4 separate regions of the Mus musculus genome follow, and all the other regions are linked to region 2. The links are chromatin loops, found by intact Hi-C in ENCODE. Cell type or tissue: heart. All regions are shown on one strand. Region 1 holds the start of Ccdc93 (coiled-coil domain containing 93). Region 2 holds the start of Insig2 (insulin induced gene 2). Region 3 holds the start of Dbi (diazepam binding inhibitor). Region 4 has its middle 30 kb from the start of Ccdc93.

Region 1 (8,000 bases), 100 kb before region 2:
GCCATTGTCTAAGCATGCGGTTCAGGATAGCTATGAACTCAGATTACTTCCTCCACAGACTTTATAACTCCTTCCCGAAGTATATGTTCCTTAAAAGAGAAATGATTTTTTGTTCGTGTGTGTACATGTGTGAGTGTTCCTGTGTGCGTATGTTTGTGCACACACATGCATACATGTAGAGGCCACAGGTCCGCACTGGGTGTCATTCCTCAGGAGTCATCCATCCATCTATCTAGTTGAGACACATGGTCTCACTGTCCTAGAACTCATCAATTTGGCTAGGCTGGCCGGGGAGCCCCAGGGATCTGCCTGTCTCCACTTGCCCAGTACTGAAATCACAAGCATGCCACAGGTCTGGCCTGCCTGCCTGCCTGCCTGCCTGCCTGCCTGCCTGCCTTCCTTCCTTCCTTCCTTCCTTCCTTCCTTCCTTCCTTCCTTCCTCCCTCCCTCCCTCCCTCCCTCCCTCCCTCCCTCCCTCTCTCCTTTCCTTTTTTTTTTTTTGCATGGGTTCTGGGGATCCAAGTCAGGTCCCCATGCTTTCCCAGCAAGCACTTTACTGACTGAGGAGTCTCCCGGCCTGAGAAAATACTCTCTTGCTTGTTTACAGTCCCTAAAATAGTGTGCACAGTAATGGAACCCAATTGCATCTACTGACTTTGAACAGGAAATCCGAGTACATCCCCGAGGAATCTGGACCACGGGTACAGAGGAAGTAAAAACACAATCAGTTTATCCTCCGCTACCTTGAGTAACCGCGCAGTCCTGCAGAGAGACGGCACAGTGGCTATCGAGGCTTTCTCTTACCTTGTCGAAAGGAGACAAGCCTTTAATTCTTGCTCTGAAATAGCCAGCTGCGACCAAGAGCTCCAGGATTTCAGTCAGCTTGACATTCTGTTCTTCGTCTTCTCTCGTCTCCACCTAGAACAAAAGGGATGCACGTAACTGGTAAAGGCCATCTCCACTGAACGGAAATGAAGTAAATCCTTCCGCTGCCAAGAGTCGGATGTTCATATTAGCATGAGGACAAGAGTTCAGATTCCCCAGAACCCATGCAAATCCTGGGCAGGCATGGTGGCCCACCTGTGAGCCCAGCACTTGGAAAGCAAAGACCACAGGCTAGCTATTTATAGCTAGACTAGCCCAGCTAGTAAACTCTAGGTTCAATTGAAAGGCCTTGCCTCAATGAATAAGGTAGAAAAATGGCAGAGTAAGACAACTGATGCCAACCTCAGGTGTCAATATGCACTCACATACATGTGTATTCAAACACGTGTGACCATCTATACACACATATGAACATCCATATACACACGCATACAGGCATGTCTAGACACCACACATGCAAACACACACACACAGGTAAATAAGACAGAATTCCTTCGAGTATTCAGCCATCATGTGTCATAAAGATACTGCCAAGAAGGGGACACTATAGCCCAGAAGGACAATCTCCCACCTCAATTCATTGCATATAGCATCCCCACCGGCTGCCTGTCATTTCAGGATGTACAACTGTATTTTTGAAATAGAACCAATGAAATAAGTTTTTGGCCTAAGACACTGAATGGGGATGTTTGATTCCAAATTCACTTTACACATTAACGCGCTTACACAGAATGGAAAGTGGTCATGTGCTGATATGCAGAGAACAAAAAACCATCCTTCTTGAAACCATAAAACCCCAGCACACTGGATAATACCTCCAGTTACTAACGTAGGACACTGGAGGCCAGAGACGACGGTTTAGTGGTTCAGGGCACATACCGTTCTTCTAGGGGACCCAGGTTCAGTTCCCCAAGCCCACACTAAGCATCTCACCACCACCTTTACTCATCTCTGGTATCTGCCACGCTCGTCAGGACTTCACAGGTACTCAGATTCACTCGCACATACAGACACATGGACATATACGTAAGTAAAGGGAAATAAATTCATAACCAGAGACTGATAGAGATGGATCGCAGAGAGCTCTTAAACAAGGCCAGAGAAGCTCCCATCTGCCCTGCACTGTAGCTCTCAGAAGCTGGAAGGGTCTAGCTATTGCTTTCTTTCATATACACACAAAGGGATTCAAAACCTGACCAGCAGGAGTTAACTGGATTAGTGAGAGCCAGGTGACAGCAATTTTGTTTTGTCTTTTAAGAAAGGGTCTCCTGTGGCCCAGGGTTGGCCTTCTCCATTCCTCTATGTGGACAGTGACCTTGCATTCCTAGTTCTCTTGCCTCCCCAGTGCTGAGATTACAGGCACCCCACCCTCACTGTTCACTGTGCTGGGGACAGAACCCAGAGCTCAGGCACATATGTAAGCACTCTGCCCTAAACCCTCGGTATTTGGAGCTTTTCAACTTTATACTCATGCTAGCTTTTAGCCTTTATATCTTTTTTTTAAGTCTATATCTGTGTGCACACTATAACAGTCATTTTGGTCTTTCTGTGTTTTGCTTTTTCTTTTTTGAGACAGGATCTCACTATGTATGCCCACCCCTCTCATCTCCCTACCCACAGCTGCTCCAGAACTCACGATGTAGAACAAGCTAGAAAAGAGTAACAAATCAGACCCAGCCTCCTGGCTATCTATGAGGAGTCACACCTACTCATGAAAGTGGTGTGTTTATTACTTTTAGAAAAACTTCCACTAGTTTGAAGGAACTAGGGTAGAACTGGAAGCCCTACACAGGACTCCATAGCAGACGGCCAAGAAAAGCCTTAAAGCTGCAACAATAGCCCAGCGCTTGCCTCACGACATGAGGATCAGAGTTCAATCTCCAGGACCCATATAAACACACCAGCCATGGTACTGTGCACTTGTAATCCCAGGGACAGAAAGATCCCTGGGTCTCACTGGCCAACCAATCTAGCCTATTGGGAAGTGCCAGGCCAATGAGTACTTGTCTCAAAGGAGGTTTTCAGCATTCATGAGGGTGACATGGGAGGCTCTATTCTGACCTCCACACATGCTCACATATGCACTTCATCATACAGAGAGAGACAGACAGAGAGAGAGAGACAGACAGACAGAGATTTTTACATGGCAAAGAAAATCTGAACTATTACAACCCAGACCCCATGAAACTTTACCTAACCCAGGGCCACACATACCCACCCTTCATCACCTGGACACAGAACACTTCGACTCTGTAATGAGTAGGATGAAGATGTAACAGAAGGATTTGTGAGGGGCACGGGGAAGCAAGATCGGCGCAGCTGAATAAGAACGGGCACTAGGCACAGTGTCAAATAGGCACACCACACCTCTGCCAAAGCCTGCCTTCCAGCCTTAGAAAGAGATCCAGGTGCCTTAGAGGTGTTCCCTAATTCTCTCTGGAAACTGGGACTCTTCTCTAAGCTCAGAGCTTTGAGTAAAGCAACTAGGAGGACAACTGGAAATCCCACAGCCAAGCTCTAACGGTAGCCCACCGTTAGAGAGTGGTTGCACTTTTCTTCCCAGCCTACGTGGTAGTCCTGTTCATAGGATCGAATGAGTACTGGCTGAGTACTCGACTAAACCATTTCTGAAAAGGTCCTCCCTCCTTAGAACACGCAGCATGTTCCTGTCCCGACACAGGCACCACAGGAGAGAGTGTCCTCAACTCTGTCATCACCCTGATGTGCGCAGAGCTTCCAAACTTCCTTCACCCTCCCCGGCCCGTGGGACGGGGGGAGGGGCAGGAGGCTACAAGCCGGGTAGGTAGCGTGCCTTCCTGACAAAAGGGAATGAAAGGCTGGCCACATGGGTCCCGCAGAAGGTGTGTGTCCCAAGGTCACCGCCCCCTGCACACCGGGAGCAGGACAGTCCCACCGCTCATCTCGTGACTGCTGAGACTCCTAAGCGCAGCAGCCTTGGCCCGGGGGAAGCCAGTCTCGCAATGTGAGGGGCCTCCAGACAACCCGAGATAGGAATTCCCGGGGACCTCGTGATGTGTGAGGTTGCATCTGGGCCGGGATCTGGATGTTTCCTCTGTCCCCAGAGGACCCAGGAACCCTTAAGTTTGCACCCAGCGACACGATGCACCCTGGCACGCCGGGGGACCAGTCAGCTGCCCCTCCAGGGTACCTAGGGCCCGCCTTGGGACAGACACACCTGAGCAACCATAGACAGTGTCCCCGCCACCCCAGGCTGGTCCCTGCCCGCCGCCCTGGGCTCGGCCCTCTCTCCCCAGCAACCCCAGGGTGTCAGGGACAGAGGTCCTCACCTCCGGGAGTCCCTGGCCCTCTGGCCCCTTGGGTAACCCCATGATCCAGATGCGCTGATGTGGAGCCGGAGAGAGCGGGCCCTACAACCGAACTGTGATCCGGGTGGGGTGCAAAGCGGAAACTTCCTTCACAGGAGCTGACACTACCACAGCAGGTCGGAGAACCGTGGCCCCGCGGAGCATGCGCACTAGTGCTGAAGCGAGGAACCACTGCGCCTGCGCAAGGACAGCCAGCACTGCTGGGCGGGGCTGGATCCCGAGTAACCGATCCTCCCCTCAGAGGAGGTGCTGAACTCAAGATTCCTCCTAAGGTACTTTTTCTTTCTTTTAAAAATGTTTCTCTTTCTTTTTCTTTTTTCTTTTCCTACTTTTTCCTTTCTTTCCTAAGTTTTCTTAAAATGCTTTCTTATTGTTCCTCTTTTTTTCTTTTTTTTTTGTTCCTTGAGACAGTGTCTTAGCCAGCCTGGCTTAGCACTTCCTAAGGATGACTTTGTTCCCCTATAGTTTATAGGAATGCGCCACCATGATCAGTTCCTTTTTTTTTTTTTTTTTTTTTTTTTCGTTTACAAAGTAGCACGTTTCCTTATGGCATTTTCATATATCCTTAGTTTTACTTGAACACCCACCCTCTTTTCTCTACCATCTCCTTGCCGGTCCCTTCCCTTCTTAAATCCTTCTACCTCTAGTATTTCTCCCTTCAACTGTTATATCACCAGAGTTCTTTTAACTATTCCCACTTTCTAGTTTCTTGGCCTTCACGGAGCTTCTTAAAAGCTATTTCCCTGTGTCGTGAGGATCTCTTGCCTTCTGGCTCCCTTTCCTTTCCCTGGGTATCAGATTCTGAGTTTGGTTCTTTCCAAGCCTGGCTTGGACAGCTCCCAGCTCCTGAGTCAGTCCCAGCTAAGACCCAGTTCCAGCCATGTTTAACACACTCTTGTGCCAGCTATTAACATGTGGACCTGGGGACAGAGAACTCAAAAAGAGATCATTACATTTGTTCCTTCCTAGTCTCTGCATTTTATTTCCAGGAAAATTTTGTTTTGGAAAATAATCCTCACCCATCTCATCCTGACACCCTGCATCTTTCTGGGGACATGTTTTGTAAAATGCAGAGTCCGGTGATCACATACGATTAGCTGCTGTACCACTTATGCAATGTGCCCCTTGTCTGTCCCAGAGGATGGCAGCTATACAAAAGGGTTGTCTTTTTCCTGCCAGCCCAGCACCTGCTGCAGAACAGCTTACCAGCCTATTTTCATTTTGTAAGAGATGGAGGCAGAAGTGACATGAAGTCTTCTGCTGTAGGAGAGATCTTTACTGAAGGACGGGTGGAAAACTGGAAAAACATATGCTTCTTGCCATTAAAGAGGTTTTGTGTTTGCTTCCTTTCTTCCTCTTAATATCTCTGATAACTTTTGATTGTTTTTTCTTAGATTTATTATTTTATTTTAGGTGTATGACTGTTGTGCCTGTATGTATGCCTACATACCATGTGCATGCCTCTGGCTCAAAGAAATTCGAGGGTATGAGGTTCCCCTGGTACCTGAATTACAGAAAATTATGAGCTATCTCATAGCCACTGGGAATCAAACCTAGGTCCTCTGTAAGAGCAGTAAGAGCTCTTAACTACCAAGCCATCTCTCCAGCTTCTATGATAGCAATTCTTGGGACCATGACTAGGGCAACTCTTTTTTTTTTGGGGGGTGGGTCTCTGTATAGCCCTGGCTGTCCCAGAACTCACTCTGTAGACCAGGCTGGCCTTGAACTCAGAAATCTGCCTGCCTCTGCCTCCAAGCTTTGGGATTAAAGGCGTGTGCCACCACGCCCGGCCTCTAGGGTAACTCTTATAAAGGAAAGCATTTCATTGGGGCTGGCTTACAGTTTCAGGGGTTTAGTCCACTATCATCATGGCAAGAAGCATGGAAGTATGCAGGCAGACTTGGTCCCAGAGGAGCCAAGAGTTCTACATCTTGATTTGTAGGCAGCAGAAGACTGTGTGCCACACTTCATGTAATTTGAGCATAGGAGACCTCAAAGCCTGCTTCTACCATGTCACACACATTTCCTCCACCAAGTCCACACCTATGGCAATAAGGCCACACCTAATCTTGCCACTCCTTATAGTCAAGCATTCAAAGAAATGAATCTATGAAGGCCATTCCTATTCAAACCACCACAGTCTGAAATGAACTACAATCCAGAAGTAGAGAACACACCTGGGAGAGATTTTTCTGCTTGGTCTGAAGTGGGTGAATCCAGTTCCGGTCCAGACCTTTGAGACAGGAAGACACAGCCTTTGACCTGGATCTTGAGGCAGGAAGACACACCTTTAGTATGGGCCACGCCTGTTGCTGGAAGTCTATATAAAGACATAGAAGAAAGGTTTCTGGTTTTTTTGCCTGACTGTTCTCTCACCATGCTAGCACATCCATTTCTTCACTGTCATTAGAACCTACTCTGGGACAACATGTAAACTGAAGACCAGCCGAGACATCCAGCCTTGTGGAACCGAGCAACTTCTGAATTCTTGAACTTTCTGTTCACAGCCAGCGGTTGTTGGATTAGCTAGACTGCAGCCTGTAAGTCATTCCAATAGATCCAATGACTCTCCACAGAGATTAGTTCTATAAGTTCTGTTACTCTAGGGAGCCCTGACTGGTACAGCTCCTATACCTGAAGTCTTCAAAAACTTAAATACGAAGTAAATGTTTGTCCGTGGAGAACTTTGTATTTTGTACTTTGGGGTTTATCCAAACAGAACAATGGCTTCTCTGGACGCAGAGCACACAAGTGGTAGGAAGAGTCTTAAGAACTTCCTGCCCTGACTAAAGGCTGAACCCAGGCTATAAAGTGATTGTTTTGCAAGCATTCAGATCTGAGGATGATCCTCAGAACCCAGTGGAAAATTCCAGGAGCGGTGGAGGTGTGCTTGTATTCCTCTGTTGGGGAGGCAGAGACAGGCCGACCCCTCGGCCTTTCTAACCAACCAGTCTGGGATGAGCAGTGAGCTCCAAGGTGAACCAAAGGAAGAGAAAGTTTCTTGAGCCCCCACATAACGGGAGAACAAAGTGAGGTGCTGAGAAGAGAGCTCTCCCCCTGGGTTAGAGCTCTTGCTCTCACACAGTAAAACTCATGTCTAAAGGGCCCATCCATAACTCTCCAACGACCTCATTTTTATAACCCTAAAACTTTCCATCGCTGACTTGATATATACTGAAAATTGTAGCCATGTGGGGTCAAACATGGACCGCTGCCTCAGGACAGGTGAATTTAAATACCCGGTTGTAGAGTAGCCCACGTCAAAGGTGTCGAGACCTCGGTTCCCCGTTATAAATGCCTTCACAATGTTTTAGATAAAAAACAAAATGTGTTATGTATCTCTGTGTGGATTCGAGTACATGAGTGTAGTTGTTTTTGGAGTCCAGAAGAAGGGATCAAAACCTTTGGAGCTAGAGTTACAAGTGTTTGTGATCTGACAACTACCAAGAGCCAGTTTTCTAGCCACCCTTTCCAATGTTTTAAATAAACAAGAGTAGCTAACTGTATTATTTGACTCTCCTGGACAGTGTGTTCTGCCTTGAGTTCCTGCCCTAACTTTCTTTCATGATAGGCTATAAGTTGTAAAATGAAATAAACCCTTTCCTTCCCAAGTTGATTTTGGTTATGGTGTTTACCACAAAAAACTGGGACTGTGTGTGTGTGTGTGTGTGTGTGTACCCCATGTGTGCGGGTGTATATGAAGGCCAGAAGAGGACTTCCAAGCAATTATGAGCCTCCTAACATGGGTTCTGGAAACAGAATAAGTCA
Region 2 (8,000 bases):
ATTTCCTGTCCATTCTCCAATGTGATCAGCAGACTCACGCGCCTATCCCCTTGACTTTCCCACCATGACAGACTGCAGTCTTTCTTATGACATGATCTAAAATAAACTGATTTACCCTCAAGTCATTTCTTGTCAGGTATTTAATCACAGCGATGAGAGAAATAACTAACATTGCTATTACATATCAATTTAACCATTTATTGTGGTTCTCTCACTAGACTGTAAGCGCAATTTGTCCATTTACTTTCTTCTTAAGGTCCAGTGCTTGATGTCTAGTAGCTGCTCAGGTTACAGTTGTAGAAGCGATGAATGAACTAAGAAATGATTCATCCAATAATCTTAAAGAGGCAAAATTTCCTTTTAGGCCCCTTAAGTTATGTATCTGTGTTAGTCTGTTTTGTTATGCTTGCTATAATAAACTATCTGGGACTGGGTCCTTTTTATGGAGATTTTTACTTAGCTCACAGTTTTGGAAGGTCAAAGTCTAAGACACTTGGCCAGGCTGGTTGAACCTGGGGAGGGCCTTTTACCTATGAGGCAACATGGTAGATAATATAGAGGAGACACGTGTAAGAGGGCAGGAGCTTGCCGAGAGGCAAGAGGCTTGCTCTTCTTATAACAACCTGCTCTCTAATAATGAATTCACTCATACCAGTCTTTAATCACCCCATTCATGAGTGGAGCCCAGATTGCATAATTGCTGTTTATTAGGCCCTGCCTATATCTTAAAGGTTCTACTACAGTGGTTGATATCCCCATACTAGGGCAGATTTCCATAAGCCTGGCATTAGAGAAGCTATGGCCAAACAAAAGCAGTATTTCACATTAAAACCTCCAGCTTTGGCGATACAGACACATGACCCCTGTGACCCCAGCACTTAGGAGGCAGAGGCTGAAGGATCTCTACAGGTTCAAGGCCAGCCTAGCCTGCATAGTGAATTTCAGGTCAGCCCCTGCTACACGGTGAGCTCTTGACTCAAATATGACCACAAACAAACAAACAAACACTACCATAAAAGAAAGATAAGATAGGTTTTAGAATTTGGGGTTCCAGTCATTGAATAGAAAAACCTGCCATGTTCTTTGGTTTTACTGTCTCGATGCTTTTTATTTGAGTAAGATTTCCAAGTGCCAGGTTCTCAGAACCTTAACTGAAGTATCCGCCCACATACAATAATTACCATTAAGGCTGAAGATGTCTGCTAGCTGCTCAGGTTGAAGTTGTAGAAGAGATAAATGAACTTGTAAATGATTCATTTTATAATCTCAAAGAAGCAAAAGTTCTTACTGTTTTTTTTGCTTTGTAGAAGTAAATGAAGCTTTTAGGGAAGTAAAAGCAGCCCAGTGACTTCTGTGGATGTTTGCTTATATTTAGCTGCAGTGTTTATTCTTTCTAATTTGCCCAATGGTCTCTCTCATTGAAAGAACAAACAAGAAGTATTATTGGGGCAGGGCAACAGCAGAACTATCAAATCACTGATATTTCTAGTGGTTAAAAGGACTTTAAAAATTAGCAGGTTCACTATTTTACTTCATATCTATAAAAAGAAAAACCTAGAAAAAAAGGACCAATTGGACCTGACTTCACATATGGAGTCAGTGCTGAGACACAACTGAACTTTCAAAAAGTCTTCACCAGCAGTCCAATGGCACAGAACCAACTTTAAAGTAAGCCAAAATAAATATGATCTCACCGCCCTCTTAAGTCATACCCTGACATCAGTTTGTTCTGGATTTTCATGTTGCTGTGAAAAACAAATGCTTGGCAAAAGGACTTGAGGGAGGATGGGTTTATTTTGGCTCCCATTAAGGAAGGACACAGGCCATCACCATAGCTAAGGCATGGAGGCGAGAGTGAGGTCACACTGACTGAAGAGACAGGAAAGAAACAGGAAACTGAGAGGAGTGTTGATGCTCAGTGAGCTTTCTCTTTTTTATTCAGCTCTTGACCCCATTGGGGCTGCTCACATCCATGTGCTTCTTCCTTCCTTCTTTCCTGAAATGTTTCTAGAAACATCCCTCAGACATACACCCAGAGGTATTCCCATAGCGATTCTCAATCCTGCCAAGTTGACAAAAATATCATATCATGGATAATATGGGTTATCCCATGTGTATTTTTATTTTTCCTTATAAAACTCTTCATCTGTGCAGCATAATTAGCCTAGGCTTTCAATTACTATGCATAAAAACCTGCAGGAATTAAATTTAAGATTAGCTAGACAAAAACCATTAGAAATACATGAAAAGCCATATTATTACATGCTGAGTCTTTTGGTCCAAGTTTAGTTTCTCTTATTTTTAAGAAATAAATGTGTTGATAAAATGATCAGAAACTGTTAAAGATGCATCTGATTGTTAGTTCAAAGTAAATGAAAACAAAGGCATTTAACCAAATGACATTCTCTTGCTAAATTATAGCAATTACTTTAGGCCCATAGTTCCTACAAAACTCTCCTTAAGACCAATGCAATCAGACCACAAGCATAATATATTTTTGGCTAAGCTCCCCAAAAGATGATATAGTGAACAGCCCAGAGGTGGTAATCAAGCCACTTATTAGCCTTTAAAAACACTCTGTAGAGGAATGTAGTGGTGGGCAGGAAAAATGATCAAAACGTATTGTATATGTATGAAATTTTTCTTTAAAAAAAAAAAAAAAGAGTCCTTAAGGACTTCATACAATGCATTTTTATATTTACTCCCCACTTCCCTGACACATCTCCCGGATTCGCACTCCACTTCCCCACTCGAACTTCAAGTCCTTAAAATCTTCAAGGAATAAAGAAAACAAAACTTCTCTGTACCATTTTCCATCCAAAACAACAGCTCATCTGCACCATCTCCAACGTGCACACTATCCATTCTCTTAATTATGGTTTCCAGTTCTAAAAGGAAGGTCTTAGCTGGGCGTGGTGGCGCACACTTCTGATCCTAGCACTGAGGAAGCAGAGACAAGTAGCTCTCGAGGTCTGCCTGGTCTACCTGGGTAGCTTCAGACCGGCTAAGGCTACATACACTGTGTGACCCTGTCTCAAGAAGGAAGCGCTTTAAGTCAAATTTTGACAGTAACAGAGGTGATAAGGTTTTGTGTTGCTTGGTCTTTGACCCAAGTCTCTCGAGAGCTGATGCAAAGAGCTGCCTTTAATCCGTATTCAGAAAGGATACTGAGGCACACTCCAAGGCGGGAAGAAGTTGCAGGCGACAACCGTGGAGCCTGTCACCCGGCTGGCAACTGCGGCCCACGCAGAGGGTGGAGTCTCGGGCTGCGCGTGCGTGCGCGCACGAGTCCCTCACTCCGCCCACAGAGTCCAGATGCCCATCCAGAACCTCTGACTCCCGAGGGCACCAACAACAGCTGATTTCGCAGCCTCTCCTCCTCCCAGACAGGGTCCCCACCTCCTTCCAGCCCGGAGTGCCCGGCACACCGGAAGTCCTTTTGCCCCGTCTCCGCAGAGCGGAGGCAGTGCGCGCAGAGGCAACCGGAAGCTCCTCTGCCCCTACCGTCAGCGTGAAGCCGCCGGGCGGCGCAGGCGCAGTGCGGCTCAGGCGGAGCTGTGGGAGGGGAGTAGGTCGGGGGCCGGTCCCTGAAGATGGCGGAGGCGGGGGTGAACTGGGGGTCTCCGGGCAGAGCTCAGGTGAGCTTATTTGGCCGGGGACGGCTCGAGGACGGCGGTGGCTTTTGGGAAGAGGAGCTGTTTATGTTTTAACGTCGCAGGCTGGCAACACTCCTAGCTGGTGTTGGGGGATCCAGGACCCGCAGGTGGGGCCTGCTGGGGCGAGGGGTCCCCGGCTTACCTGGAGAGAGGTCAGCGAGATCTAGGGAAAAACCAGCGGGCTCATAGAGGGACAGGCTTTGGGGGATGCCGAGGTCCCTGGACAGTGGAAGACTGTCAGAGTGGAAGAAGGCTGGAGGACAGCGGAAAGGGCGACCCTGGAGGTCTGTTTGGGGACAGAGATGGGCCAGCTGTCTAGTGTACACCTGCCCGGACTCGGTGCCTTGTAGTCTGGGAGGAAGACTCAGGCTTGTATGGGAGATGGATGGAAATTAGGTACATAACCGTAGGAAGTTTAGAATCTACCGAAATAAGAGGACTCCTGAGTTGAAGAGTAGGGATTGTGAATCGGAAGTGAATACCTTTTAGGTATGTATCAGTGGGTGCTGCCAAGCAGTTGTTGCCAGGGCCTAGAAGTCGGTTGGTGATAGTAAGTGGGGCTTTAGCGTCGTTCTTTGGGGATGAGCCGGCTGGTAAAGGAAAACAGTGCTTTGCTGAGGATGGCGTTTAGGGACACGAAAGGAGTTAAAACTTAAGTGAAAAGTTGTTCACGGGTAGTGTGAACTATGTCGTTGGGTGAAATAGATACCCCGAAGTGTTTACTGTTTTGTAGGATTGATGAGGAAATTCTTGGAGAAAGAGCAAATTGAGTTGACTGTTGGGACACTTATGTTGGCTGGTTTCAGTGACCACAGCAATGAAAGACAGTCTCCAGTTCTGGATTAAAACAAAACAAAACAAAACAAAACAAAAAAAAAAAACCAAGGCTTCCATGCGGGGCTTCCTCTCTGCCCCCCCTTCCCCCCTAGCTTTGGGGTTTGGCCCAGACAGTGAACTACTGAATGAAAATGAATAAAGGGGTGTCCCCTGTTAATTAATGACCTGCGGGGGAAAAACAATGACTGATGTTTTCTTCCTCCATCGTTTTTTCTGGATTTGTAACCGCTGATATTACTTGTTTTCATAGTATTCAGCTCGCATCTATTATGAAATGACCAATCTATGAGTCGTTTTGTATTCGGGGAAATTTGATGCTTTAAAAACGGATAATTGTGTTTTAGATAGAGATACTGAAAAGGAAAAGATAAAGGACAGTTCAGTAAAAACACTGTTTTTATTGTGTGTAGAAAATTATCACCAAGCAGTAGATAACATTTTTTAAGGACTAAGCTTTCTGTGCTTTCTGTTTAAAGCAGTGCGCTGTGTGACTGCTGCTTGCTTAATGGTTTCTGTGTTTGGGTTTTAATGTGGGGAGAGAAGAGCAACGGCACTTTTTCTTCCTAGAGCTTCTAACGCACCTTTTGAGAGTCATATCTGTATGCTTTTATTTAAGGAGGGTTAAAGCATGTCATGGAATTGCGGTTTTGTCCTGCTGATGCGTATTCTGTTTTGTGAACGCCGTTCTAATGAGCACAGCATGTGTTAAAAAAAGGGTGGTGGTGGTAGTAATTTAACATTTTTATTTGTTAATGTATCTAACCCAGTCTCAGAAGAGAGATTCATCTGAGAATGCAAACTTACCAATGTGACACTAGTTATTGAAAAATGAATAATCCTGTTTGCTTGCAACTAAATGGTTAAGTTACTTGATTTACCAGGTGTGGTGGTGCGTGATGGATATACTAGTGCTTGGGAAGTAGAGGCAGGAGAATCATATCATAAGTTCACCGTCATTCTTGATTATATATTGAGTTTGAGGTCAACGACCTAGACAAAAAACAAACAAACAAAAAACCCAAAAAACAGAAGAAGCCTAAATTCCAGCTAGGTCTTAAGTTCCTATATTTCACTTCTATACTTTCTCAAATGCTTCTTACCTGAGAGCATGATCTTGATGGTGAACATAAACTTTGATTTGCTTGTGCTCTAGAATTACTTAGGCCTCTCGTCTATCTAAAAGCAATGCTATGAATCCATTATCACTATTAAGTCACATGGGTAGTATTTTTTCAGCTTTGATAATTTGTCACTGATCTAGTAGCTAAACTATGCAAACTGTTTTTCTGTGTTCATTCATGCACTTTATGGAAACTGTAGATCAGGGCTCAAGGTAGAATACTTACTGCATGTCCTCTTGTCAAGTGTTCTCTTAAATTGTAGAAAGCATTGTTTTGGAGTTAGTAGTTCATGAGGACATTAAAAATAGTTTCCTGCAGGGCGGTGATGGTGCACGCCTTTAATCCCAGCACTTGGGAGGCAGAGACAGGCAGATTTCTGACTTCGAGGCCAGCCTGGTCTACAAAGTGAGTTCCAGGACAGTCAGGGATATACAGAGAAACCCTGACTCGAAAAAACCAAAAAAAAAAAAAAAAAAAAAAAAAAAAGTTTCCTATGTGTTACCTAAGATGCTTGTGTGGTGTTTGTGCAGAGAGGTGGAAGGAACTCTGTTTATGGAGACAAAGTGGTTAGCCCAGACATGGCTGCCTGTTAGGTTGACTGGCCATCTTGGAAAGTTAAGCCAGGTTTGGAGGCTCAAGTCTAATCCCCACACTCTGGAGAACAAGGAAGGAGAATCAAGAGATTTGAGGCCAGCCTTGACTACATAAGTGAAATCCTGTTTCAAACAGGAAAAGAAAAGGACATATTAGCCTATCTGATTTCGTACAATGGGAATTAAAAACACTGGCCTATTTATTACCATTGACTCATTAGGAGCCATTGAGGTATTAGCTTAAAAATATATATATACTTTTTATGATCTAAGTTTTTCAATAAGATTAAAAATTTTGGAGAACCTAATTTCATTTTTATATAAGAATAATACTTAAAATATAGGTATATTTGTTTCAAAAAAGTGTTAATAGCTTAAGAATCTTTAAAGTAAATTATGCTGTATTTGTTCCCAGAGCCTTTAACATACCCCACACACCTAGCTAATGCTGAGATTATAAGTGTGCTTTTAAATTTTTATTTAAAAATTTTTAATTTGCTATGACTGGTCATCAGTGGTGGTGGAGGGGGAAGGGGCTGAGGTGGGGGGCTTGCATGAGACAGCACACATGTGGAAACAAGAGGACAACTTTGAGAAGTTAAATCTTTCCATCTTGGGATTTGATTCAGGCTATCAGGCTTGTATCACAAGCTCCTTTACCCTCTGAGCCATCTCCCCAGCCCATAAAACATAGTTTTCTTTGAAAAGAAACTTCACTGTTGTCTAGGAGGTAATGAATACTTCCCTGGAACTTCCTATGTGTTTGACCAACCAGATTATTGTACGTGTTTACACGTTAAGAGGACCCAGAAATTACTTCTCCCAGCCCAGATCTAGTTTTCTGTTTTGTTTTGAGTCAGTGTCTCATATATCCTTGGCTAGCTTTGAACTTACTGTGTAGCTAAAGACAGCCTTGAATTCCAGATCTTCCTATTTCCACCTCCCACGTGCTGGGATTATATCTCTGTTCCACTGTAGTAGTTCTTTCCTGATCTTGTTAATTCATCTGCAGACTGTGTGTGTGACGCTATTAAAGTGACTGAGAGAACTGTTAGGTTGATTGGGCCGGCCTGCATCCGTCCATCCCTCTCTCCCTTTCTCCCTCTCTCCCTCCCTCCTTTCCTCCCTCCCTCCTTTCCTCCCTTCCTCCTCCTCTTCTTCTTCCTCCTCCTCTACATTTTCCTCCTCTCCTCCACATTCTCCTCCTCCTCCTCTTTGTTTTGTTTTCTGACAGGGTCTCAGTAGCCCAGGCTGGTTTGAAATGTACTCTGTAGCCCAATCTGACATAGCGGTTGGGGTGCTTCTCCTCAGCAGATTTGGGTCACCACACTTCATCTGATGATGGCTCATTGTTGACTTTGGATACTGGAGACTTTTGAGTACGTGTATGAACTCTGAAAAAAATGCACACATACACATTTTTGTTTTTCCTTTGCGTGAAGCTCAAATACAGCCCGGAATAGATGGTCTCCTGGCTCCCTTCCAGTCCTAAAATTTTAGGACATTGATGTGAAGTTTTGTAGCCTTTATTTTTGTCCCTGGTAATTATATATCATTGTGCTATGATATAACCACACTTAGTCTTTTGGTTCTGCTTCAAATAAACATGAAACAAATGCTGTGTTATTTTTAAAGTAAACTTGTGGGGGAGAAGTGGGAAACTGAAGAAGGGCTGCCAGGAAAGGTCGAATAAACAGCAGTGGGAGAAAACACAAATAAACAGCCCAAAATGTCTGCAGTAGACCAGCAGAGTGAGAAGAGAAGTCTCCAGCAGTCAGCAGCTCCATTGGAGG
Region 3 (8,000 bases), 1.2 Mb after region 2:
TGATACCTTCTAGACTCATAACCACGAGGACAAGCTCCAACACTGGCAACTCCTACTGATGGGCTGAGTCAGTCTGCCTGATAAGTTGGCTGGGTTCCCCATCTTAAATCCTCTGCTTCCAAAGCTGGGAGCGTGACCAGGAGATTGCATAGGCCTCTGGCCAGAGTTCACCTTGTTTGTTCTAGCCCACGATCTGATAATCAGTTCTAATGAATTCACTTGGTTTCCAAGTTGGCAGCTAATTAAAAGGAACTTTTTGAATTTCTTCTTTTTGCCATTTTTTTTGTTGTATTATGTGTATGAATGTGATGTATGCTTTGTGTGTGTGCGTGTGTGTGTGTGTGTGTGTGTGTGTGTTTGTGTCAGAGGCTGACATTAGATATCTTCCACAATTGGTCTCCATCTTACTCTTTAAGACAGTCTCTCAGTAAACCCAGAGCTTATAGATTGACCAGCATGGCCATCAAGCAATCTCCTGGGATTTGCCTGTATCAGCCTCCCCGGTGCAGAAAATACATTTTAACAATTACATGGGGCTGGGAATCTTAGTTCAGGTCTCTGCAGAGCAGACGCTTTACCAACTGAACCATCTCCCAAGGCCTTTTCATTTGCTTTCTGAGACAAGGTTTTAGTGTGAGGCCAGGCTGTCCTCAAACTCTCAGGGATGCTCCTGGTTTGGTCTCCCTCCTCCTGGGAGCTCAGTGGGTGTCATTACACCTAGCCAGAAGGAGCAAATCTCACAGAAAAAAAAAAAAAAAAAACCAGGCACTGTACTCAGTCAATAAGGATTTGTTGAGTTCTTAAGAGGAGCAAGCATGAAGAGATGGTAGGCGGCCAGTGCATGGTGAGCTCTGCTCTCCTTAGCTCAGGGACAGGAGAGAGCAGACAGTAGAAACATGACATCATAACAAGAGTTATGATGAGAGTCCTTCATGAGGACATGAGCAGGCTGAGGACCCCATCATTACTCAAGATTATGAAAACCAATGACCTTTTCCAGTTTTGCAGAAAGTTGTAAGTCAAAAAACTTCATGACTTGCCCCAAAGCATTTTTTTTTATCATGTGTGTCCATGGACTGTGTGTATGCATACAAGCTCATGCATGACACAGCACACACATAGCAGTCAGAGAGCACTTTTGTGGACTTGGTTGTCCCCTTCCGCCTTTATACGGGTTCTGAGGGTTACACTCACATTGTCAGGACAGCAGGGCAAGGGATCTCCCGGCTGAGCCATCTTGCCAATCCCTGCAGTTTACTTTTAAAAATTAAATTCCAAATGCTGAAAAGGCTCAGACAATAAAGTGCTTGCCACACAGGCATGAAAATCTTTGAGTTCAATTTCTACAAACCATGCAAAAACAGTCAGGCATGGTGGCATGCAGTACCTGTGCTGGGGAGACAGAAAAAGAAGGGTCCTTGGGGCTCACCGGCCCAGACAGTCTAGCCTGCTTACTTGGTAAGTTCGAGGACAACGGAGTCACTGTCTCCAAAACAAATGGAAGGCACTCAAGGAATAATAGACCAAGTTTTTCTAAGGCCTCCAAATGCCATCCTAGCTCCCTGGGGAAGAAGCACGAAGGGCAGGCTTAGCAGTGACGTTCCCATAGCTGAGACACCAACAAAGAGTTGCTGAGCAGCAAGGGAAGGAGGCACAAGGTGTGCTGAGAAGCATGGCCTCAGGCTCTCTGACACGGTGCCTGGGAAACTCTACAAGGATACCTTCTTTTGTCCCCTCTGGCTCAAGAGAGCTTAGCTCCCAAGGGTCCACACCCTTCAGCATGTCCCTCACCTCCTTGAAATAATTTTTGTACCCTCATCTGGAACCACTACCTGGAATTAATAAAGTGAGTTATATTCCTACAAGCAACCAACAACTCAACCTGGAACTACATACAGACTGGCATACTACATACATACAGACTACATACAGATAACGGCAACATGCCCACGGATCCACTGACCGCATGGGAGTCCAGTCAAAGCTCTGTGGAGTCACTTCCTCTTTCAGAAGTGACAAAGAAAACATCGACATTTTTTATACTTCACAGGCAATTTCTCCAAACTCACCTCCAACATTTTTGTTACTTTTGCTTTCTAAGCAAAGTGACTTACAAACTAACAAATCTACCTGTGTTCCCTGCAATTAAAGTTCTCCTTCCCAAACACTCCACAAAACATGACCGAAGCTGCTGGTGACATCTGAAGGCTCGGACTTAAGTTTTCTACTTTTGCGGGGCTGGGAATGGAACCCAGGATCTCACATATACTAGGCAGACAGACTCTCTCCAGCACCGAGCAGCAGCCCTAGCCCTGCCTTTGCAAACCACTACAGCTGTGATGAGGGGGCAGGTAGACAGGGTGGCAAACTGTGGCCCAGGCCTCTGGCCACACATTAGGAAGTGAGAAGAGACTATCTCCCTTTTGTAATGACCTCCAGAGAATTTTCTATCACCCCTCTCTTTCACCTTTGTATCCATTGCCAGAAAGTTCTTTCAGCCCTCTAAATCCTCCCGCCCACTTGTGCTGTCGCCCTTCCTCCTTCTCCCATGGAGCCAAGGCCCCTATAGCACCATCACCTCTGTTGAAAAGTCCCCTCCCCACCCCATGACTCCATCAGAATGACTGCCTGCATGCCCAAAATGAACAACCTCTGCCATCACCTATTCAGCTTACTTCGTTCTTACTTCTGCAGCTCTGTCGTGTTTTACTTAGTTGTACTTCCTCATTGCCCCGCTGTAGTCTTTTGTCCCGGGACACATATTCTTGGATTTGAATGCCGTCTAAACTCAACCCTCTGAACCTGCTGTGCACTCCTAAGCATGTTCTCCCTAACACTCTGGGTTTTCTCAATTTCTCTGACCTCCGTGTCTAGCTTAAAAGGCATAACTTAGGCAGAGGCAGGCGGATTTCTGAGTTCGAGACCAGCCAGAGCTATACAGAGAACCCCTGTCTTGAAAAACCAAAAAAAAAAAAAAAAAAAAAAAAGGCAAAACTTTTCCCCAGTCTCCTCTCCCCAGTGGATGTCAACATTTTCAGCTTGTCTGTCCTGTGGGTTTTTTACCTCAAACTTTTAATATAATTGTCCTCAAGCTTCCTTCCGAATCAGTTTTAAATTATTTCACTAATGAGACTAAGAATTCAAAGACCTCAGTGTCCACAGTAACTCCTGCTTACTCCTGCTTCTGCTAGAATGCTCCTTCCGACTTGCAGGACTCGCTCAAACAGCATCTTCTCCCCAACCCCTCTCCACACACATCAGTTATAACTTCCAACTCTTTACTTTTTAAACTAAATCAACTATGAACCCACTATAAGACGCTGCAAAGTAGCAAAGATTCGTCTGTTTGTCCTCTGCTGCGTGTCCAAGGTCTAGGAGTCGGCAAGCATCAGGTCACGTGTTTAAAAACCATTTGAAAAGTTATTCACTTAACCAAGGCTCGATGGGCACCTCTTCTTGTGCAAGTTTGTTATATCACATTGTCTCCGCCTTTATAAAGCACTGATGGAACACAAGACTGCGTTAGGGGTGCAGGACCGACAAGTATGGGCAATGTCAAAGAATATGCCAGAAGTTCAGAAGAAAAGGCCTAGATATGGACTTGGTCCAGCGGGCCACCATTGCGCTGTGCACCGGGGATTCTTCCCTGGATTTTCCGAAAGGGGTCGGGGCATCCCATTTTCTAGTCGGATAATTTACTCAACCAGCGATGCAACTTCCGGCCTCTTTCCAATCCGCATGAGAGTTAAAGGGAAAGAATCATACTGATTTCTGCTCTCCTCCCGCAGCACCCCATTTCACGCGTTCTCAGTGCCTGCTAGCTCCTGCCCAACTGCCCTGACGGAGAATGTCCCGTCCGTCCCTTCCCCCACGGAAAAAAAAAAAAAAACGAAACGCGTCCCACCTGCTCCCAACGTGCCCCGCGGCTCCTCCCCGCGCGTGCGCAATAAACTCCCTCTTGGGTCCGGGAAGGGTTGGAGCGCTCCGCTAGGATGGACACGCCCCCGAAAGCAGATCCGACTTCTGATTGGCTGCTGCCGCTCGCCCGAGCTCAGTTGGAACGCCGGGGTTGTGCTTTTAAAGGCGCTAGCTGGTGCGCTCTGTGACTTGATTGCTGCTGCTTCTGAGCTTGCTCCCGCGCTTTCGGCATCCGTATCACCTCACCAGTATGTCTCAGGTACTGCGTGTGCCCCGCCGGGCTGCGAAGATGCTGTGGGTTTGGGGACAGCCGGGTCTATTTCCTCAGATATCCCGCAGCTCTTCTGGGATCCGAGCCCAGCTCATAGCCTGGGGAGCGGAACTTTTTCCCTTGCAGATATGTAAAACTGCCACCCACGCCGGAACTGCCAGAGAGTTGCCGGTGGGCTGAACTCCTGGGTGAAGCAGGAACAGGGTCCTCGAAAGAAAGATGGGGCGTAAGAGGGAAGGAAGGACAGGGAAGATTGAATCCCACACTGGGAAGAACCGAATGGAATAGAGGGGCACTCATACAGGCCCTGGCTGAAGAGCCTGGAGGTCGGGGAAGGTATTTAGTCTTGTGCCTGGCCTGCCCCTGTACAGAAGAGATGTGAGTAGGTGAGGTGGTCCAGAAGCCTTTTCCTTCCCTCCAGTGGAGACCACTACCGAGGACTGAGCCCTGTAGGGCGATCTCTGACTCCTCCCACTTGCCTCTCCCTAATCTGGGCACTGGGACAGAGGTCAACGCTGAACTCCAGGCCCCTGTAGGAAGGGACCAGCTGGCTCCAGACACTGGATTCCACCGCATTCCTCTCCTGAACTCTGATCGACTGTTTTGATCACACCACGTTTCCCCTTACTGCCCAGTCAATCTCCGCTGATCATAGGTCGGGCTTTACTGGAACCCCAGCAATTGTTGGATCTGGGCCAGTGGTGGCCCAGGCAGTTAGTTGGGCAAGAAAATTTTCAAGGGCGTGCACTTCCACTGTGAGCCAAAACTATTCCCAGCACTTGACACAGTGCTGTAACTGCTTGAGTGGACAGGTGGGCCTTAGGGAATCCTGGCAAGAAGAGGGAATATGGGAGGCATCCCTGGGCCTCTCCCACTCAGGCAACCTACATCTCGTTCCTCTCCCTCTCCCTCACTCTTAGGCTGAATTTGACAAAGCCGCTGAGGAGGTGAAGCGCCTCAAGACTCAGCCAACTGATGAAGAGATGCTGTTCATCTACAGTCACTTCAAACAAGCTACTGTGGGCGATGTAAATACAGGTATGCCCAGCTTCTCATCAGAGCGGGCCAAGTTGGCTCGGCAGCCCGGGAGTCTGAGAACTTCGCCTTCCGACTGCCAGAGGCAGGCTGTGATGACAGAACATTGGTATGGAGACCTTAAGCTGAGAGATTGTCACCTGCAAAGACCATCTCCCTAAACTCTTAGTGACTCTGGGAGCAGAGTCAGTGTGGGTTTACAAGGACTTTACTGATTATCTCAGCATCTACTCTGAAGGCAGCAAAGGCTCCAGCCTTGTTGCTCAGCAGTCGCTTTCTCGAGCCTCCCGTTTCCATCAGATGAACAGGGTCATGGAGTGCTTGGCCTCTTTCCCAAGCCGAATAGATGAGCAGATACATCATATCTGGTACCCTGGGGCAAGGCAGAAGTGCTGCTGGCCCAAGTCTGCCCTATCCAGGTGACTTTTCTCCCTATCCAAAAATCTTGGGCAGATTTTTCTTTTTTGCCAAGTATTGTAGGTTGATGGGCCAGCCTGTCTCTGCCTCTCCAGCACTGTTATAAGCACAGGCTGCTGCGTGGCCTTATATTTGTTTCCCTCCCACATGGGTTCCGGGAGTCAAACTCACACCCTCGTACTTTACTGGCTGGCCTGTCTCTCCAGCCCCTTGGTATAGCTTTTGAAACTATGCTGTGGGTTACCTTAGTCTATGATACTGTCTTTTCTGTGCCTTGAGCAGTGGCTATAGCCTGAGATAGCAACACAGTGTGTTCCAGCAAGGACTCATGACAGCATAGAAGAAAATGTATGCCTCAGTCACCCACCAAGCATGGCCTCCAATTCCACTGGAGCTGGAGTGGCTAGCCAAGCAGGTCAGAGATTTGAGGGCTTATAAACATCCAGGAAGGAGAAGCCAGTGGGAAGGGAACAGAGAGCTGTGGATGCTTTCTGCTAGATAGTATTTTCCCAGAGCCTGGCCTCTAGCCACGCTATTGGTACTTGCTGGAATATAAGCATCAGTAGACTAGCTTGGAATCCACCCTTGCCTGGTCAGGGAACCGGCTTGTTTGTTTGTTTGTTTTTTGCTGTACTGGTTCAATACAACAAAGACTAGCCACAAGTGGTTATATGGGTTTTAGCTGAAAACAGCTAAACCTAAGTAATGCCAAAAGGCCAGTCTGTAGCTATGCAAGCTGTGTTTCAAGGGCTCAGTGGCCACAGGGGGCAAGCGGCTTCTGAATTAGACGTTGCAGGGATCACCGAAATGGCTAGCAGGTTCTCGCTGCCATGCCTGACTATCTAAAGGAGCCACTTGGTGAAAGGAGAGAATTGACTCCCAAAAGTTGTCCACTGGCTTCCACACCTGCACAGTGGTGTGCACACTTGGCGTGTTGGCAAGTATACGCTTCCATCTAAGGAGAACTTCCTCTGAGGCAGGGAGTCTTCCTCTGAGGCTCTGAGGGTTCCTTTGCAGTCACAGTCTTCCAGTGAGGTTCCTGGAACTTATTTTTCTCAGACTCAGTGCCCCAAGCTGCACACTCTGCAGTTTCTGCTCCTAGCAATGAAATTGTCCCCCAAGGAAGGATGGTGAAAGGCCTTTCCAAAAGCAGGTGCTCTGGAAGCAGCGTGGTCCTCAGACAAAACCTCCAGATACAACAAGAAGGAGTCCAGCGATGTGTGGAAATAGGGCCAGATTATAAAGACAAGTACAGGCAAGGACGGCAGAGCCCCACCCCCACCCCCACCCCCTCAGATAATAGCAATGTAGCTCGAAGGGAAACCAGCAAGCTGAAAGGGGGATGGGGAGAGACCCTAAAAGCTCTCTTTAGATTTGTTGTTGTTTTAATTTCATGTTCATGTTTTAATTTCAATTGGTGTATTGCCTGCATGTCTATCTGTTTGAGAGTTATCAGATCCCCTGGAACTGGAGTTACAATTGAGAGCTACCATGTGGGTGCTGGAAATTGAACCTAGGCCGTCTGGAAGAGCATCCAGTGCTCTTACGTGCTGAGCCGCCTCTCCGGCCTTATTTTATTTTATTTTATTATTTTATTTTTTCAGAATGTTTGGATTCTGAACCACACGAATGGGTGTTTGTTTATTTATCTTGGTTAAAGTAGAAGTTTGGTTTGGTTTTGAGGATTTTTAGTCTTTGCACTCCCCCACCCCCTATTTTGTTTAAGACAGAGTCTTATGTAGCCGAGGCTGGCCCAGATTCACTATATAGCCAAAAATAACATTGAATTTCTGATCCTCCTGCTTCCACCTTCCAGATATTAATTCCCATGCCCAGTTTATCTGGTGCTGGTGCTAGGACCCAGGGTTGGGAGCATGATAGGCAAGCGCTCTGCCAACTCAGCCACATTCCCAGCCCTTGTATTACTTAATATTTTTCTAATTTTGAAACAGAATCTCACTAAGCCACTCGTTCTGGCTTTAAGCTCTCTGTAAGGCAAAACCTTGAACTTTCCTTCCTCCCGGCCCCACAGCCCCTGGCATCATGGGTGTGTGAACACTATGCCTGCCTATTTTTCTTTTATTGTATTATATTTGATTTTTTGAGATAAATCCTCATGTAGCCTGGGCTGGCCTCAAGCAACACTGTGTAGCCATGATGACCTTGAATTCCTGATCCTCCTGCCTCTACTTCCTGAAGTGCTGGGATGATAGGCCTGTGATGCCATGCCCTGTTGATACATGCTGAAGCTCACCAGGGCCCTGGACATGCGAGGGAGGCTTCTGCCGACTCAGCCTCATCCCCAGCTCCAAGGAAGAATGGGTTTTTTGTTTCTTAAAGTAAAACACTGGGTTTTAAA
Region 4 (8,000 bases), 74 kb before region 2:
GTGGAGTAGTGGCACACAGTCCTTGGTGGTAACCAATGGCTCTCTAACTGGACTCAAGACCCTTTAAAAAAGAGGGAAGTCATGCTTAGTACGGAAACTTAGTTTATTTCTCAATACTAGTGAAGTCATGGTTTTTGGAGGAGGATCTGCAACCACTAATTTACTAAGCCAGCATAATCCCTAACAACAATTTATAAACACTTGTCATTATACCCACAGTTACATTCTTCATTCATTATCAAGGAAAACTTCTTTTTGCAACAGAGGCCACTATAGAAAATACCAAAGTCAATCAAAATGCAGAGTTGTGATGCCCAGGCCCAAAAGATACATTTACAAAACACTCCCACACCCGAGGCTCTGGGAACATTTCGTATGAGGGAGTGAGAAGATTGTAAAAGCCAGCAAAGAGTTTGTTGTGAAATTGTGTCTCTCAGTAATATTAGAAGCTACACTCATAAAGTCTCACCATCATGACTGTCCAGTTATCTGAACAAGGATGATACTAATGAACATGCCAAAGTGGATGAGGGGAAAGCCCACAAGGCCTATGATGTAGAATTGTGTTCATGTCTGGTATAGACAGCTGTGTATGCCCTGATGTTGAGAGCTCCATACACGTCAGATATGGAGAGCTCCATACATGCTGATGTGGATGGCTCTCTCTCTCTCTCTCTCTCTCTCTCTCTCTCTCTCTCTCTCTCTCTCTCTCTCTCTCTCTCTCTCTCCATACATACATATATATATATATATATGAGGCTGTAAAGATTACAAGAGGCAAGTCCCTAAGACTCCACAGGGCCCTTCAGTGCCCTCCCCTTCGCCTTTGTAAAGCTGCATACCCATCCTCCACACCTGTGCCCTCTCTCTCTCTCTCTCTCTATATATATATATATATATAGAGAGAGAGAGAGATGATTAGATGATTAGCATTAGTGGGCAGAGCACTTGGGTGAGGCCTGGCTTCTCAACCCAAACAGAGCATAATGAGGCCTGTTTTTCCTGCTTCTTAAATATCAAGTAGCTTTCTCTTATTACCTGGTACAGATGCACACAGGGAACGAGATTGTATGGTAGTCCACATCCACTTAAGCTTGCCACATGAGTTGCCACAGGGACATTCCTTCTGCGGTAAAGCTTGTTCCAAGTCTTACTTGGGCCGTGTAGAGCTGATTCCTGGTCCTTGGGGTAGTGCACAGCCCACCCCACTAGTCCTTCCACTTAGAGCAATGTAGCTGTGAGCCTGAAAGCTAGCTTCTCATAAGGTGCCTGCCTGGTCCTGTCCTTCCACTGCCTCTGAAGGAGATGCCTAGGATCCTTACCAGTACAGAAGGCCAATGACCTGCCCTGAGGATAGGAGATATAGGGTGGGCCCAGTCACTTCAGCAGAGCCTTTCAAACTGACTCTCTGTCTTCTACCTTGAACTTTGTTCTCCAGCTGCGGTGTTTCTGCCTGAGGCTGTAAAGATTACAAGAGGCAAGTCCCTAAGACTCCACGGGACCCTTCAGTGCCCTCCCCTTCGCCTTTGTAAAGCTGCATACCCATCCTCCACGCCTGTGCCCTCCACCACACAAGTAGAGCTTTTCCATCTGATGGTGCTCTATGTGTACCCAACAGGCTCCTTTGCCTTGGTCTCATTGTCCATGCATGTTAAGATAGATATTTGTGTGTGTGCTGTGTGTACAGGTGTGAGGGCACATGTGTGCATGTGGGGGCACATATGTACACCTGTGTATAGAGGCCAGAGATCGAGTCTTAGTGTTTCTCCGACTTATATATTGAGGCAAAATCTCTACTTGGGGAGTAGAGATTGGCTTGGCTGACTGATTTGGCTAGTTTAAATTAGCCATCTTCTCCAGGAATCCCTTGTCACATGCAGGTGTGTGTGTGTGTGTGTGTGTGTGTGTGTGTGTGTGTGTGTGTGTGTGTGTCTGTGTGTGTACATACATGCATTCTGTAACCCACTAATTATAGTTTGGTTTCATGCATTCAACAGAGTTCTGGCCTTAGGCTATACCGGGCTTCTATTTTTTTTTTTTTTTCTGTCAATGGTCTCTTGTCAAGTATCTTTGTAAAAACTATTTCCCGTGATAGCTCCCACTCCCCACCCAAACCCTGAAACTGCTTCTTCTTTTAGTGAAATTTGATGGAATTTAGTCTTCAGACCTCTTGGCACATTCAGTGGCCATGTTAATGGGATGCTTCCCAAACCAGTTTCTCTGTTTGTGTCAACAAGGGCTCTTTGTCTCAAGGACCAGAAACCTAGTTTTAGTTTAAGGATTACAATGGGCTGGGAAGGTGGCTCAGTCGGTATGGTGTTTGCCTTGCAAGCATAAGGACCTGAGCTCTATCCCTAGAACCAGTGTGAGATAATTGGGTGCCATGCCTCATGCTTGTGGTCTTGTTGGTTGAGAGGGGAAAGCAAGTTTGCTCACTGTCCAATTAGCCTAGCCTACTTGGTAAATTCCAGATTAGTGAGACATCCTGCCTCAAAGAAGAACAGAAGCAAAAGCAAGGTTGTCCAGTGTTCTCCACAAGCATGCATGCCCTTGTGCCCCCGCCCCGTGTGTACTTGCATAAGCACAAGCACACACTCAAAGGAGAAAAAAAATCAAAACAAGGGGGACATTATTACCTCATTTATTGGAACTGAAGACACTACCAGATGCCCCAAACTTCTCACTCAGGGTGTGCTCTCCTGTGCATCTCTGTCTGTTTCCTTCCACATTTATCTTATTCTCAGACAGTTCCTATCTACCAGGTGATTACTTCGGTGAGCCTTTAGCAATGCCATGTCTTACTATTCTGGAGGAAGAAGGTGCCTGGTCTCCTGCAGAGTGTTTATCATTTCCTTACTGTATTCATCTGTCTATCTGGCCCACAAGCTTACGAGGAATCTACTGTTTCTATCGATGGGATTACACATGGCTATGTGACCATGCCTGGCTTTATGTGAGTTCTGAGTGTCTGAAGTCCTTATGCTTGTGAAGCAAGCTGTTACCACTCTGCCATCTATCCTGCCTTGTCAGTCCTATTTATGCTTGCTTGTTTGTTGGAGCATGAACCCTAGGCCTGCTTTTGGAACAACGGTCCTATATTTTTATTTTGCATCATGGAACCCACCCTACATCAGTCACTTACTCTACTGCTGTCCTGTATCCCAGTTTGTTAGAAGAGCATCATGATAGCTTCTCTATCATTAGGTATTGGCATGATACGCTGTGCTCGGCCCTCTGACATCACTTTTCTAGGTTGTGTGAGTAAGCACAGAGTAAGTCTACAAATGACTTGAACCATTCAATCTTAAATTCCCTTCTGTCATAACTTCATGTGTGAACTAGTTCACCTGTACTTTTCCTGCTTCTGAGAGTGTGTATGTGCATGTGTACTGATAGTTGTGTGTGTGTGTGTGTGTGTGTGTATGCAGATGTTAGAGAGCAATTTTGAGTGGTGCTACCCATCTTGAGTTCTAAAACTTAGTCACTCATTGACCTGGTACTTGCCAAGTAGCTTATGCTGGCGAACCAAGAATCCATCTGCCTCTGTTTCCCCAGAACCGGGATTATAAGCATATGTCTCATTGGCTGGCTTTTAAAAATGTGGATTTTAGGCATGAGGATTAGGTTTGCGGCAAACACTCTTAATCTTTCCAGCCCCTGGTTGCTTTTTTGTTTATTTGGATTTTTGTTGTTGTTGTTGTTTGTTTTTGAGGCAGTGTCTCCTATAACTCAGGCTGGCTTAGAACACCCTATGCAGCTGGAACGTGCTAGAACTCCTGATCCTTATTCCTCTGCCTCTCAAGTGCTAGGATCACAGATCATAATGCTTGGCTTATGTGGTGCTGAGGGCTTTGTGCATGCTAGGTAAGCACTCTACAAACTGAGGCACATCTCCAGTTCACAAGATGACTACAAAATACAGGAGGATATATACAGGCTATACACAAACACTATACATGATTTTACACAAATGATTGGAGCATCTCAGGTGAAGGAAAGAGGGACAGTGACCTAGGACCAAACTCCCATCGCAGAGGGATGGACTACTTGTATTTCAGTCTCATTTTGTTGCTGGGTTCATTCAATTTACTATTCAGAACTTGTCATTGAAACTAGCAGGAACTAGGCTGGCACAGGGGATTAAGGCAGTTGGTGCTAAGCTTAACAACTGGAATTGGATCCTTGGGGCTCATAGTGAAAGGGGACAAGCGATTTCTTCAAGTTGTTATCTGACTTCCATGAAAAATATATTGTGGAACACACACGCACACTCACACTCATGCAAATGAATACATACAAAAATAAATAAATATTTAAAAAATTAAGAAATGACCAAAATGTCTTATTTATTCAGAAACAACACAAGAAAAAAAATCAAGAAAAACATTTTCAAGAGAACACTGTTGATCGCAATTAAAACTCTCCCAAAAGCAAGAGGTAAGGGAGGGGAGAGGGAGACAGGAAGACATATTCTACTTCTGAACAACAGATGGCGACGGAGCTAAGCAAATGGAAGACATTGTTCCATGTTAGTGAAATCCTGTCAAGTGTGTGGAAGAAGCCAAGCTATAAACAACATATGGGAAACAATGAATATTTTAATTAGGTGTTAATAACCGAATATTGAATCCTTGTCTTTCTACCTAATTCACAACAGTGTTATGATGGCTAATTAATAAGTGATTGTAAAGGAAATGATTCATTATTTGCTGCAATAATTAGACCAGTTGACATGCTTCTAATCGTGAAATGATTTTTAAAAGTAAATGGATACAGAGCAAGTTAGTTTTCTGTAGTTACAGGAACCCCACAGTGCCTGTTTGAGGTGATTTTTATTGCCACTTTACATCGTTTGGGTACCAGCAACGATTCGTTGCATCATTTCCTTCTCGAGATAGAATCAGGTGTGAGTATTGTCTTAACAGATAGCCTGTCACATACACTTGAAATTATGTATATAAGAGGAAACAAGAAAGCCTGCTTTCATGGGGGAACTTTTTGGAAAGATATCAACCATTGAGCAAATCAAAACAAAACCCTAGCCCAGAAGAGAGAGAGAGAAAAAAAATCCTCTCTCCAGAGTCCCCCATCTCTAGCGTCTGATTCTCATATATAAAAATAAAACTAAAAAGCAAGTATATAATCCCAAACTCCTCCCCCTCATTCCAGATTTCAATCCTCTTTGAAGTGCCTCATGTCCTCAGGACATAATGAAATGCCTTGCACTGGAAGGAAGCCACACAGATACATTTCAAGACCCCTCCCTTCTCTCTGCTAGTGGCAGAGCTAATGCAGTTTACTTATTAGATGAGTCGCCATGGATACTGATAGACTCAAGCCAAGTCTACCCCACTGAGGGGAATTGGAGAGTTGAGGCAATTAGCCTCATAATTTAAATAAACAAAGTTCCCCTCGTTTTTGTTTCGGTTACCTGATTTTTTTTTTCAAATGAATGTCTAATTTTAGTTTTGAATTATTAGAGGTGGTTCTCGCCTCGGGTCTCTTGTTAAATTAGCTGGCAGAGATCTGGATTCCTCTACCCCAAGCGAATGAGCTTCCTGAGCCTCCTGCTTTATCATTCCCAAGCCTTCCTAGCCGGCATTTTGGGAAACAATGTGAATAACTGCAATCCGGGATGAACAGACTCTGCAAGACCATGCAGATCTAGAAACGGTTGCTTGGAGAGACAAGATCCTTTAATCTGACGAAGACATTCATAAACCCATGTCCTTCCTGACCCTCTGGTCTCCAGCCTGTTGTGCTCAGACCACATGTTTCTACCCTGGTCTTAGGCCAAGCCACAGACTACAGAGACACTTCCAACTGGGGATTTTAGGGCTGGTCTTGGCTGCTTCTTGCAATCCCATTTTTCTTCCCAGGCCGTGTCCCACCCTTGCCAGTATGGACGCCTTCATCGGGCTTTCTGCTGAGACAGAGGAGTCTAAAACACAGCTATCACTCCCAAGTAACAAGGCTTCACATGTAAGTCACTACCCACATCCGTCATCTCCATTATTTAGTACTCCTTGTCCTCATCCTGGATGGGACTAGCTACAGCAGGAGTCCTGATGAGTGTGAACTGTGTTGTTTTGCTTTGTGCATACGTATGTGTGTGTGTGTGTGCACGCATAAATGTGCATGTTGAAAAACATACGAGCGCCTCCTTTGTTGTTCGTGAGATGATATTCCCCTTGTTATTCTGAGGCAGGGGTTCTGCTCTGGAGCTGCTCTGGAGTTATCCAAGTAGGCAGGGATCTGCTGGTCTTTGCCTCCCCAGGGCTGGGATCACAAGTGCACACAACCTTCCATGCTTGTATTTTGTTTGTTTGTTTGTTTGTTTGTTTTGCATCCTTTGTTTCTTTGTGCTGTTTTATTTTGTCTGTTTTGTTTTGCATGGGTTCTGGGGTTCTAACTCAGGTCCTGCTGCTTGTAAGGCAAGCCCTTTAGTGGAATCAATCATCACACTGGGGCTTCCATGTTGCTCCTGCTGTGCATTGGCATGAGAGTCTCTCCTTCACTCTCGCCACTCCCTAACACAGAGCTTGCTCAGGGTGACTCAGCATTGAGAGTTTTCTGGCCATTCATCACTGACAACCTATATCCTTCGTCTTTTTCCTTTTCTCTCTTCTATTTAAGATTTTAAATTTTATATAGTGCGAGGATAGGTGAGGTATGTTTGCCTGTGTGGGATGGTCCAAGGACAACTTGTAGACGTTGGTTCTCACCTTGGGCTTTGCAACAAATGCTTATTCACTGAGCTTTCACTGGCTTCTTCTCATCCTAGCTTTTTAGATTCTCCTCCTGGAAGGAGAGGCTGTGATGTAGGCAGAGGCTGTATCCCTTAGGACTGGACGGTGTGGTGTCCAATAGTGGTAGGGCTCTAGCTAGAAGTCGATCTTGGCATCTTATTGGCATGAATTTGACTCACCCTTAACTTTCATATTTCTTACCCTTCCTGAACTTCATTTTTTTTTTTTTTTTTTGGTTAGGTACTAGATTGATATGTCTGGAAGAGGCAGAGTAGTTATTGGAAATAACTTACACAGGGTACCTCATAAGAGCTTTACTAAGATAGTTTTTATATATTACTTATTAGATTTAATATTTATATAATCATCTTAAATATTTATTTTTATTTTATGTATGTGATGTTTTGCCTGAATATACGTCTATGCATCACATTCATACAGTGTCCTCAGAGACTAGAAGAGGGCATCGGGCACCCTGAAACTGGAGTTGCAGTTCCTGTTAGCCACATGTGCATACTGGCATTTGAATCCAAACTCTCTAGAGGAGCAGCCAGTGTTCTTAATCACGGATACATCTCTCCAGCCTGAATGTTTATATTTTGATATAATAAGAGCTGACAGTCAAGTATAGAACTGTCTGTATGCAATAAGAATGTGGGTATTCTAGTCTATTACTTTGTTCCTTATTTTCCTTTCTCTGCTCTAGCAAGGCTTTACATTTCAGTACTCTATTTGTGTGTGCATAAATGTGTTACTCGCAGGGACACATGTGTGCATACGGAGACTACAGGACAACTTAAGTTCCTTCAGAACACCACCCGCCTTAGTTTGAGACTGCACCTCTCAACGTCCTGGAGTTCTTCCAGTACACTAGGCCTGCTGGCTGACTTTCAGGTTCCCGTAGCCCACCTATATTTAGCCTCTCATATTTCTTTATGGCTTTGGGATTTCAGCCAGGCGTGTGTGTGTGTGTGTGTGTGTGTGTGTGTGTGTGTGTGTACATGTGCACACGTGTGTGCAGATGTGTATACATGTGGAGAGAAGAAGTCAACGTCTGGTGTCTAATTTTGTCACTCTCCACCTTCTCTTCTGGTAAATTTTTACTGAACCCAGAATTCGCTGGGCTAGGCGGACTGGCCAGGAAGCTCTTAGAATCCCCATCTCCACCTACCAGACGTGGGATAGCAGGAATGCTGCCATACCTGGCCGTTTTTCACCCATGGATCATAAGGACCTGAACTCAGATCCCCA

The links. Hi-C counts contacts between places; a loop is a spot of excess contacts. Peaks named below come from ENCODE experiments on the same cell type or tissue, not always from the same donor. Only the 100,000 strongest peaks of a DNase experiment are listed, where the experiment ranks them.
Region 1: it touches region 2 in a loop (5-fold over the local background); 10 of 42 quality-filtered maps call a loop at or near these places.
Region 3: it touches region 2 in a loop (5-fold over the local background); 2 of 42 quality-filtered maps call a loop at or near these places.
Region 4: it touches region 2 in a loop (1.9-fold over the local background); 7 of 42 quality-filtered maps call a loop at or near these places.

Annotation. Positions count from the first base shown.
Region 1 is chr1:121,427,451-121,435,450 of GRCm38, reverse strand. Ccdc93 (coiled-coil domain containing 93) reads right to left here and starts at 4,384. Exons shown (of 24, transcript NM_001025156.2): 1 at 4,194-4,384; 2 at 805-918. The coding sequence starts at 4,235. It overlaps Gm35243 (a long non-coding RNA gene), which reads left to right and starts at 4,383. Exons shown (of 2, transcript XR_387343.4): 1 at 4,383-4,504; 2 at 5,222-7,843. In heart, no CTCF peak of the experiment used is centred here; DNase peaks (open chromatin) are centred at 3,890 and 4,370; H3K4me3 peaks cover 1,462 bases; H3K27ac peaks cover 1,037 bases.
Region 2 is chr1:121,323,329-121,331,328 of GRCm38, reverse strand. Insig2 (insulin induced gene 2) reads left to right here and starts at 3,305. Exons shown (of 6, transcript NM_133748.2): 1 at 3,305-3,638. In heart, a CTCF peak has its summit at 3,474; DNase peaks (open chromatin) are centred at 1,768 and 3,468; H3K4me3 peaks cover 2,267 bases; H3K27ac peaks cover 1,665 bases.
Region 3 is chr1:120,117,122-120,125,121 of GRCm38, reverse strand. It overlaps Dbi (diazepam binding inhibitor), which reads left to right and starts at 4,026. Exons shown (of 4, transcript NM_007830.4): 1 at 4,026-4,177; 2 at 5,110-5,227. The coding sequence starts at 4,169. 3110009E18Rik (RIKEN cDNA 3110009E18 gene) reads right to left here and starts at 3,935. Exons shown (of 6, transcript NM_028439.2): 1 at 3,905-3,935. In heart, a CTCF peak has its summit at 3,668; DNase peaks (open chromatin) are centred at 4,001 and 4,771; H3K4me3 peaks cover 2,465 bases; H3K27ac peaks cover 3,787 bases.
Region 4 is chr1:121,396,949-121,404,948 of GRCm38, reverse strand. No RefSeq gene overlaps it. Among named protein-coding and RNA genes, the nearest start is that of Ccdc93, 30 kb to the left of the region's middle. In heart, a CTCF peak has its summit at 4,486; no DNase peak of the experiment used is centred here.